Linked DNA regions of Homo sapiens: region 2 is linked to region 1. Evidence: read pairs that join two places in POLR2A ChIA-PET (ENCODE). Cell type or tissue: Panc1. All regions are shown on one strand. Links, peaks and the distances in the headings refer to the core of each region. The heading gives the core; the rest is flanking DNA.

Region 1 (2,816 bases), core at 244-2,743:
AAAAAACACCACTATCCATGAGAAAGCATCCCCGACTCACCTGTTCTGAGGTGAAGAGGACCAGTTTAGGCACAGCCGCCATGCCCTTTGTCTTAACTTCCGGGAAGTACTTGTAGCGAGCAGCCATGATGCTGTACATGTTGGATATGGCGCCCCCTGTCAGCAAGCGGACATATTGGGAGGTGTTGGGGCTCTTTGATTATTGTTTCTAAAAACGAACGCTGAGCTGGTGTCTCAAGAGACAAGGGAGGTCAGGAAGCGAAAGGATAATATCCTGATAGGTTTTGCTGGCTTCCCTATTGCTGGGGCTTCCCACTGGACCCTTTACCCTGGGAATACAAGTAGTCACACTTATTACCAAAGCTATCTAGGCAATTTGGCTGGAGGTGATTCGTGTACTTCAGTGCGCTTTCCACCTGAAGTCTAGACAGAAATATAAGAGGTAGCTGCATCAGTGGCTGCAAAGGGATAGGTGAGTTATATCCTTCCTGCTTTACTTTCTGCTCAATCTATTTACTGAACAAAGATGAATCTGTTCCCTGAGTTCAGAAAGACAGAGAAAGAAAGAGTAACGGAGCTTACAGAAAGAAACAATGACATTTCTTGGTTACCTGCCTAGGTGCTCTCTTCAGCCCAACTGAGTTACTGAGTCATTTAGGAGAGCTCTAAGTTTATTAAAATAAGAACAAACTCATGTTTACCTAAATAAAGACACAAGGAGAACTGACATAACTATGTATGTTTGGCCAACACAAACTAGTTAATTTTACATTAATTATCTGACAATTAAACTTAGGCAAATTTGTGGTCTGCTTGAATTACCTAGATAACTGCAATTCTTATTTCTTCTTTTCCCCTTGTACACAATCACACTGTCTCTGACACCATCAGAATACCTATTCTTGTTTTAAAAATTCTTATTTTATCTACTTCAAACTAGAGATTCAAAGTAGATATACTATTTTGGCTGAAATCAATCAATTAATTAATAATCTTGATTCACTGATCCCCAGCATAATCAAACTGCTGTTGACAGAATGGAGTTGTTTAATAGTGAGACCTTGTTTCTACAAAAGAAATTTTAAAACGGCTGGGCATGGTGGCACATGCCTATAGTCCCAGCTACTTGAGAAGCTGAAGCAGGAGGATTGCTTGAGCCCAGGAGTTCGAGGCTGCAGTGAGCTAGGATCACACCACTGCACTCTAGCCTGGATGACAGAGTGAGACCCTGTCTCAAAAAAAAAAAAAAAAAAAGAAAAAAGAAAAAATGGGGTTATTTAGCATTATCTAGACACAGCCTTTGTCAGTTTTTACAGATTTAAGCATAGCCTTTGTTAGTTAATTCATATAGAATGTAGCATTTTTGTTAGCCTTCATCTTGAAAAAATAGGAAGTCAGGGTATCCAAAAAAAATGTTAAGGCATTATTCTTCCATAAACCTACTTCATATTTTGTATTCTTAAGAATCCCAAACCTTGAGAAGAGGAAGAGAAGAGAAACCTACCAGGAGAAAATATCCCATCACCATCTTTACTTGACCATCCAACTATCTCTCTCATCTTCTTAAGTGTTATTTGTTCCATGAGGACAAACACTGGTGCAATTTCATATGTAAACCTGGAAAGGTGGTAAGAAGAAGGATGAAAGAAAATAAAGAAGTCAAACCACTTATTTTAGGAACACAGAGGATTGGTTTAGTATTTGTAGTTGGGTTCTAAAAAAAAGCTGTTCCAAACCACTAACATGATTCATTTCCTGGAAATGCATTAAGTCGCCGATCATAAAATGTCAGAAACCAGCCTGGGTTACTGAGAGAGGTGGTGGAAGTGCCAGCCCTGTGATACTTCACCAACAAAATAGATTCTTATCTGAATGGAATGTCTTAGGCATGGTCCACCCAGAGGAATAGAAGGAAAGAAAATGACTTTTCTGAGTCCCTTTTACCTCTAAGATTATAGGACAATGCAAATGTTAATTGAAAAAAGCATTCCAAGTTCTATGTAAAATTGGTTTACAATTTGTTTAAAAAAAAAAAAAAAAAAGCTGACTGCCAGTTTCACACTTGTAGAATATATAAAAGCCAGAGCCAAAGTCTATCTTTTAAAAATAATGTAAACATCTGAAGGCTAACTGTGAAGATAATTGGAAATATTGACCCAGGTTTTAAAGATCTCAATATAATTATCTACATGGTTTTTCTGTAATAATCCTCAAGGACAGCTATGTTTCTATAATTCTCTGAAGTCAATATCTGTCAAGAATAATTCTAAGTGATGATTTTCTAATTACAAATTATAAATAACAAGAAGACGGTCAACTGGCATAAACAACTAGCTGTGGGCATCAGATATCTTGGAAGGTTACATTTGTCTTCTAAGAAACTGATTTAAAAGTAGCAAGCCATGCTCTTTTCAAAGCAATTCAACACAGAGGCATAGTCTGGTAGACTAGTCATTGAAACAAGATCGTGAGACCAAACGTGGGGCCTAAGAAAAATCAAGGAAGGTCTGTCCACAGAAAATTAAGCCAGAAAACAAAAAGATATTTACTAAGCTCTGAGGCTTTTTGTCTTTCTTGTTTTTGCTTGGCATTCTTTAGCATTAGAGTCTGTAGGCTGGGCTCAGATCATCCTCACCGAAAAGAGATGCCTAGACTGACTCAGCTAAGTGACATGGGGAAGCTTTATCACTGGTTAGGGTGTTTGAGCCAAGTGCTAATGTTGAAGACTAATGGGAATTCTTGCTTGCTTAATGTAAGGCAAAGCTATTTGTAAGGATGAGATAACTATTGTTTTACATAAGACACAGGTGAAGCTA
Region 2 (2,816 bases), core at 273-2,772, 1.4 Mb after region 1:
GCTGCAGAACAGCGGATATTGGTGAACCACAAATGCTGCTGCCTGATCGTTCCTCTGGAAGTTTTGTCTCAGAGGAGTATTTGGCCATGTGAGATGTCAGTCCGCCCCTACTGGGCGGTGCCTCCCAGTTAGGCTACTTGGGGTCAGGGACCCACTTGAGGAGGCTGTCTGCCCATTCTCAGATCTCAAGCTGCGTGCTGGGAGAACCACTACTCTCTTCAAAGCTGTCAGACAGGGACATTTAAGTCTGCAGAGGTTACTGCTGCCTTTGGTTTGTCTGTGCCCTGCCCCCAGAGGTGGAGCCTACATCGGCAGACAGGCCTCCTTGAGCTGTGGTGGGCTCCACCCAGTTCGAGCTTCCCAGCTGCTTTGTTTACCTACTCAAGCCTCAGCTATGGCAGGCGCCCCTCCCCCAGCCTCGCTGCTGCCTTGCAGTTTGATCTCAGACTGTTGTGCTAGCAATGAGCGAGGCTCCGTGGGCTTAGGACCCTCTGAGCCATGTGCAGGATATAATCTCCTGGTGTGCTGTTTGTTAAGCCTGTTGGAAAAGCGCAGTATTAGGGTGGGACTGACCCGATTTTGCAGGTGCCATCTGTCACCCCTTTCTTTGACTAGGAAAGGGAATTCCCTGACCCCTTGTGCTTACCAGGTGAGGTGATGCCTCGCCCTGCTTCGGCTCATGCTTGGTGCGCTGCACCCACTATCCTGCACCCACTGTCCGGTACTCCCCAGTGAGATGAACCCGGTACCTCAGTTGGAAATGCAGAAATCACCCATCTTCTGCATCGCTCATGCTTGGAGCTGTAGACTGGAGCTGTTCCTGTTCGGCCATCTTGGCTCCACCCCCATTTTACATTTATTATTATTATTTTGAGACAAGGTCTTGCCCTGTCATCGAGGCTGGAGTGCAGTGGAGGCCATCATGACTCACTGAAGCCTTGATTTTTGTGGGTTTAAGCAATCCTCCCATCTCAGCCTCCTGAGTAGCTGGGACTACAGGTGCATGACACCACACCTGGCTAATTTTTAATTTTTTTGTAGAGAGGATCTGAATATGTTGCTAGGGTGGTCTCCAACTCCTGGGTTCAAGTGATCCTCCCGCCTGGTCCTCTCAAAGAGCTGGGATTATAGGCATGAGCTACTGTGCCTGGCCTTTTTTTTTTTTTTTTTTTTTCCCTAAAACAAAGCTCTTGGGATGCAAAGGTAATGTTCTCATTCACTCCCTTCCTCATCACCCAGGCATTACTTAGTCCTTTTATATTAAGGAGGTTGGGAACTGTGGGTGGGGGTAGGGGTGGGAGGTGGAAGTTGTGGGAGTGGTAGGCTGTTCAAGTTTTTCCTTAGAACAACAGTGACATCCTGTGGCCAATTTATAGAATAGAGGCTATTAAGCAGAGTGGGTATGGATTCTCTACTTGAAGACAAAAATTACTATGAACCAAATTAATCAGACTTTGCATTAAATTCAGAGAATTTAGGGAATGCTCATTATTTACAGGAATTATGATGTTGCTTTTATAGGTATTATTTTCTTACATTATTTTATATTTTCCCTAGATAACCTGGGGAATTAATTCTGCATATATTTTGTGTCGAAGAGCAGCCATCACATTCAGAACCCCTAAAATTGTATGGAAAATGTTGTGTGTATGTGTATGTCTAGGGAAACGAGCTCTTGTTTTTATAACATGCTCCTCTGGTTCCCCGGACTCTCACAATCCTTAGCATTGCTACCTTAGAGCATGTTTCTAACAATGCCGTTATGATAGACTTTGGATTAGCTTCATCAATGTCTTTTTCTCTGGAAGCTGCCATTTCTTCTAGCAAACCATGCTCATCCTATGTTAAAAACAACTTTGTGGCTGGGCATGGTGGCTCACGCCTGTAATCCCAGCACTTAAGTCTCGCTCTGTCACCCAGGCTAGAGTGCAGTGGCGCAATCTCGGCTCACTGCAACCTCTGACTCCCAGGTTCAAGCGATTCTCCAGTCTCAGCCTCCCGAGTAGCTGGGACTACAGGCACCGTCACCATGCTGGGCTAATTTTTTGTATTTTGGCTAATTTTTTTGTATTTTTAGTAGAGATGGGATTTCGCCATGTTGGCCAGGCTGGTCTTGAACACCTGACCTCAGGTGATCCACCTGCCTCGGCCTCCCAAAGTGCTGAGATGATAGGCTTGAGCCACCACACTCAGCCAAAAACAACTTTAAAAGAGAAAAGAAAAAACGAAAGAAAAGCAAAGAAAACAAAAGCAAGAATAATAGGATCAGATAGCATTGCAACATCATATAGTGGAAAAAGCAATGGAATATAAATCAGTCCCAAATCTATTACTTGCTGCAGGTCTGAGCTAAGTCAAGTTAGTTAATCTTTGAGTCTTGGTTTTTTCATCTGCAAAATGGAGATAAGTAATATCAGAGAATTATTTCTCTGATATAAACACAATTATATCAGAGAATAATATCAGAGAATCAATTGGTAGGGATGAGTTTTTCGATGCAACACCAAAAGTACAATCCATGAAAGAAAAAAGTGGTTTGTGGGATTTTATTAAAATTTAAAACTTCTGCTCTGCAAAAGATACTGTTTAGAGTATGGAAAGACAAGACACAGACTAAGAAAAAATATTTGCAAAACACATATGATAAAGAACTTGTATTCAAAGTATACAAAGAATCCACTGGGAAAATTTATGCTTATGTTTGAAAATAATAATGGCCTATACGAACATAAGAATTTTAACTATAGCCGGGCACAGTGGCTCATGCCCATAATCCCAACACTTTGGGAGGCTGAGGCGGGCAGATCACAAGGTCA

Evidence for each region. Peaks named below come from ENCODE experiments on the same cell type or tissue, not always from the same donor. Only the 100,000 strongest peaks of a DNase experiment are listed, where the experiment ranks them.
Region 2: POLR2A ChIA-PET joins it to region 1 with 12 read pairs; 1 of 35 experiments calls an interaction of 5 or more read pairs at or near these places.

Annotation. Positions count from the first base shown.
Region 1 is chr2:170,842,846-170,845,661 of GRCh38, reverse strand. GAD1 (glutamate decarboxylase 1) reads right to left here. Exons shown (of 17, transcript NM_000817.3): 7 at 1,505-1,617; 8 at 41-156. Among named protein-coding and RNA genes, the nearest start is that of GAD1-AS1, 26 kb to the right of the region's middle. In Panc1, for the core only: no CTCF peak of the experiment used is centred there; a DNase peak (open chromatin) is centred at 1,741.
Region 2 is chr2:169,450,813-169,453,628 of GRCh38, reverse strand. No RefSeq gene overlaps it. Among named protein-coding and RNA genes, the nearest start is that of BBS5, 27 kb to the left of the region's middle. RefSeq lists a silencer at 1,922-2,077. In Panc1, for the core only: CTCF peaks have their summits at 1,163 and 1,363 (motif pointing left); a DNase peak (open chromatin) is centred at 1,308; H3K4me3 peaks cover 711 bases.